2 separate regions of the Homo sapiens genome follow, and region 1 is linked to region 2. A link is an interaction called in ENCODE POLR2A ChIA-PET data of the cell type or tissue named here. Cell type or tissue: Panc1. All regions are shown on one strand.

What was found. ChIA-PET counts read pairs that join two places held together with the same protein. Peaks named below come from ENCODE experiments on the same cell type or tissue, not always from the same donor. Only the 100,000 strongest peaks of a DNase experiment are listed, where the experiment ranks them.
Region 1: POLR2A ChIA-PET joins it to region 2 with 12 read pairs; 2 of 35 experiments call an interaction of 5 or more read pairs at or near these places.

Annotation. Positions count from the first base shown.
Region 1 is chr2:46,785,787-46,788,286 of GRCh38, reverse strand. No RefSeq gene overlaps it. Among named protein-coding and RNA genes, the nearest start is that of LINC01118, 30 kb to the left of the region's middle. In Panc1, no CTCF peak of the experiment used is centred here; no DNase peak of the experiment used is centred here.
Region 2 is chr2:46,965,795-46,968,294 of GRCh38, reverse strand. The region is part of intron 3 of TTC7A (tetratricopeptide repeat domain 7A); the gene reads right to left. Among named protein-coding and RNA genes, the nearest start is that of TTC7A, 26 kb to the right of the region's middle. RefSeq lists an enhancer at 51-345. In Panc1, no CTCF peak of the experiment used is centred here; no DNase peak of the experiment used is centred here; H3K4me3 peaks cover 396 bases; H3K27ac peaks cover 480 bases.

The DNA.
Region 1 (2,500 bases), 180 kb after region 2:
TCCACCCGCCTCAGCCTCCCAAAGTGTTGCGATTACAGGTGTGAGCCACTGCATCCGGCCATAGTTAACTTTTTTTTTTTTCTTTTTTTTTTTTTTGAGATAGGGTCTCACTCTATTACCCAGGACTGGAGTGCAGTGGTACAGTCTCAGCTTACTACAGCCTCAACCTCCTGGGCTCAAGTGATCCTGCCACCTTAGCCTCCCAAGTAGCAACTGGGACTACAGGCTTACGCCACCAGGCCCAGCTAATTTTTAAAATTTTTTGTAGAGATGAGATCTCTGCCATGTTTCCCAGGCTGGTCTCAAACTCCTGGGTTCAGGTGATCCTCCTGTCTCAGCCTCCCAAAATCCTGGGATTGCAGGTGTGATCCACCATTCCTGGCCTAAAATTAGCTTTTAAATTTGTACCTTTCACTGTTAAGTAGCCTTGTACACTTTCAACTTTTCACTTTTTTTTTTTTTTTTGTAAGGAAACAATTTCACAGCTCTTTTCCATTGTGCTGTAAGGAATGCAGTAAGAAGGAATGATATTTGGCTTCCCCAATACCAAATCTGTATTAGGCAGTGTTCTCCAGAGAGACAGAAGCAATAGGATATGTATATAGGTATATGAGAGGAATTTATTAGGGGAATTGGCTCATGTGATTATAGTGGCTGAGAAGTCCTACAACAGGCTATCTGCCAGCTGGAGACTGGAATATGGGAAGTGTGGTTCAGTCCAAGTCTGAAGGCCTCAGAGACAGGGAAGCCAATGGTGTAACTCTCAGTCCAAGGCTGAAAGCCTTGGGACCCAGGCGGGGGCTGCTGATGGAAGGCCTGGAGTCTAGAGGCTGTCAAGTCTGGATCTCTTATGTCCAAAGTGGTAGAAAAAAAGCCTGTCCTAGCTCTCAGAAGAGACTCATTCACCTTCTGTATCTGTTCTCTCTGGATCCCTGGATGACTGAATTGTGCATACCAACAACGACGGCGGATCTTCCCCACCTAGTCCACTCAGACTCACATAGCAATCTCCTCTGGAAACACCCTCACAGACCCACCTGAAATCATGCTTTACCAGGTTTCTAGGTATTCCTTAATCCAGTTGAATTGACACCTAAAATTAAGTGCACAAGTCCCCTTGTCAATTTGGCACATATACGCATCTCTTTACACCAGACTTAATTTCCAAATAAAGACAATAACAAGGTAATAGTTCTGCCTAACATGCTGCAACCAATATGATGCAACTATCTTGTGTACAACTGAAGATGCACTAATCCCTTCTCCAGAATTTGGCTTTCAGAATTTCAGTTTGAGATTTTAATCTTTTAGGATTGTGATTTTTCAGGATTTTAGACATTAGGGATTTTAATCTTTTTTATTTTTTTTTAATTTTTTTTTTTTTTGAGACAAAGTCTTACTCTGTCACCCAGGCTGGAGTGCAGTGGTGCGATTTCAGCTCACTGCAACCTCTGCCTCCTGGGTTCAAGGGGTGATCCTGCCTCAGCCTCTGGAGTGGCTGGAGTAGCAAGTGCCACCATGCCAAGCTTTTTTATTTTTTTTATTTTATTTTTATTTATTTTTTATTTTTTTTTTTAATAGAGATGAGGTTTTACCATGTTGGCCAGGGTGGTCTTGAACTCCTGATCACAAGTGATCTGCCTGACTTGGCCTCCCAAAGTGCTGGGATTACAGGCATGAGCCACCATGCCAGGCCGGGTTTTAATCTTTGGGATTTCGACATTCAGGATAATGGCATTCACAATTATTATTGGCAACATTTTAAATTATATTTTTGCTGGACTTAGAATTCTGGGTTGGCTTTTTTCCTTTCCGTACTTTAAAATACATTCCATTGTCGTCTGAACTGCATTGTTTCTGATGAGAAGTCTGCATTAAGTTTTATCTTTTCTCCTTTGTACAAAATGTTTCTTTTGTCTCTGGATGCTTTAAAGATGTTTTCTTTGGAGCCGTTTTTCAGAAATTTGGTCATATATTAATAACATCTTTGTGTAAGACATTTGGCTCTATAGATTTATATTTCTCATCAAATTTAGGGGGAAATTCACTATAAAATTTTGAAGCTTTTTTCTATTTCTTCCTCTCTCTTCTCTTTGTGGCACACCAGTTTCATGGGTACTGGACTGCTTGATATTGTCCCACAGGTCATTAAGGCTATGCTGTCTCCCCCTACTCCCGCCTCAAATTTTCTTTCTTTCTTTTCTTTGGTTTAGATAAGTTCATATTGCTATGTCCTCAAATTCACTGTTATTTTCTTCTGTAGTGTCAAATACACTGCTGTTAGTCTCATCCAGTGAAATTTTCATTTCATCTCTTGAAATCCCATTTGGTTCTTTTTCATATCTTCCATTTCTTTCTCATTACATTTATTTTTCTTTGACTACATAAACTTATTCATAATAGCTGTTTTAAAGTTTTTGTGTGCTAATTTCATCATCTCTGTCATTTCTTAATTTTTATCTATTGATTTTCTTCCTGGTTATGGGTCACATTTTCCTGC
Region 2 (2,500 bases):
CCCACCGGCAAGGGCCTTTCTGTGCCAATACCCAGCTCTAGGAAAGGTCCCTTGCAAGAGGAGGACTTGCTTTTTCATTAACTCAGAACTTTCGATTTGGAGCCAAGCTGATCCTGGCACAGCCTCAGGCCCAACACCAGGCTGGTCCCAACTCCTTCAGTCTGAATGACTCATCACATCCAAGGCAGCCGCCCTTCCAAGAAGCCCCACCCTTGGAACCCTGGAGCCTTGGGCCCTGGATGCAGAGGTAGAAAACAGAAAACATCCTCAGCAACAGAACCCCTTCCCTCCCACCTACCCAGCCTGTCAAAGGGCACGAGGACAGCTGCAGCACCCACGGAAGATGAATCCCAGACTTGGGTACCCTGCAGCCACGGGAAGAAGCGAAAAAATGCAATTCATTCAGCTCTCGGGGGGAAACCGAAAGGCCAGGTAGGAAAGAACCCTCACAGATCACTCTGTTAAAATTAGAACATTTAAAAATAGATATTACCATATGATCCAGCAATTCCACTTCCAGGTATATACCCAAAAGAATAGAAAGCAGGGTCTCAAAGAGGTATTAGTACACTAGCATTTATAGCAGCATTATTCACAATAGTTAAAATGTAGAAGCAACCCAAGTGTCCATTGACAGATGAACACATAAACAAAATGCCACATATACATACATACAATACAATATTATTCAGCCTTCAGAAGGAAGGAAATTCTGACACATGCTACAATATGGATAAGCCTTGAGGACATTTTACTAAGTGAAATGAGCCAGACACAAAAAGGCAAATACTGTATGATTCCTCTTACATGAGGTACTTGCGTAATCAAATTCATAAAAACAGAAAATAGAAGAGTGGTTGCCAGGGGTTAGGGGAGGAGGGAATGGGGCGTTGCTGTTTCACGGGCATAGAATTTTGGTTTCGCAAGGTAAAAGAATTCTGGAGACTGGTTGCACAATAATGCAAATGTTAAAAGAGTTCAGGAGATTGGTTGCACAACAGTGTCTTAGTACCGAACTGTACGCTTAAAAGTGGTTAAGATGGTCAATTCTATGGTATGTATATTTAACACATTTTTTTTTTGAGACGGAATCTTGCTCTGTCACCCAGGCTGGAGTGCAGTGGCACAATCTCAGCTCACGGCAACCTCCACCTCCTGGGTTCAAGCAATTCTCCTGTCTCAGCCTCCTGAGTAGCTGGAATTACAGGCACGCGCCACCACGCCTGGCTAATTTTTATATTTTTAGTAGAGATGGGGTTTCGCCATGTTGGCCAGGCTGGTCTTGAACTCCTGACCTCAGGTGATCCACCCGCCTCAGCCTCCCAAAGTACTGGGATTATAGGCATGAGCCACCGCGCCCGGCCAACACAATTTTTTAACGGAAAAAAAAAAAACAAAAAACACAGGCAATTTGGCTTCTGTATCAAAGTCTCCAAAAAATGTATACTCTATGATTCAGTAATTCTACTTTCTAGGAATTTATCTTCGAAAAAAAAAAAAAAAAGCTGGGGGTGGTGACTCACACCTGTAATCCCAGCACTTTGGGAGGGTAAGGTGGGAGGATTGCTTGAGCCCAGGAGTTCAGGACCAGCCCTTGCAACATAGACCCCATCTCCACCAAAAAAAAAAAAAAAGTGATGTATACAAAATTTAGCTTCAAGGATATCCATTTCAGTATTATTTATAATGGCAAAAAAAAAAAAGATTTAGCATACAGGTCCAATGACGGGACTTCACAAAATTAGGATAGAACGTTACAATGAAATGCTATGAAGTTACTTACAGTGACATAGAGGTGTATTGAAAAATGACTCATGAAATACTTTTTTAAAAAGCAGATTATAAAACATGACTGTATGAACTTACATTTTAAAAGCATATATAATCCTATAGGGAAAAAAGACTGGAAAGATATACCTCAAAATGTTCACAGAGTGCTAAGTCTGTTTCCGCAAATACAAAATAGAGTTACTAATAATGCCTAGCTCGTAGTGTAGCCATGATCATTAAATTAGATGAAATATTATAAAGAGTAGAAAGTATGCAGGCCAAGCACAGTGGCTCACACCTGTAATCCCAACACTTTGGGAGCCTGAGGCGGGAGGATCATCTGAGGTCGAGAGTTCAAGACCAGCCTGACTAACATGGAGAAACCCCATCTCTACTAAAAATACAAAATTAGCCAGGCGTGGTGGCGCATGCCTGTAAACCCAGCTACTCGGGAGGCGGAGGCAGGAGAATTGCTTGAACCCGGGAGGTGGAGGTTGCGGTGAGCTGAGATCGTGCCATTGCACTCTAGCCTGGGCAACAGAGCAAGACTCCACCTCAAGAAAAAAAAAAGTATGCACTTAGAAAATATTTTCAAGTGATGCTCACAATAACCTCTTAGGTAAGGGTTTAACCCTTCTCCAGAGTTACAAATAAAAAATCTAAGCGGGGCATGGTGGCTCACGCCTGTAACTCCAGTACTCCTGGAGGCTGAGGCAGGCGGATCACTTGA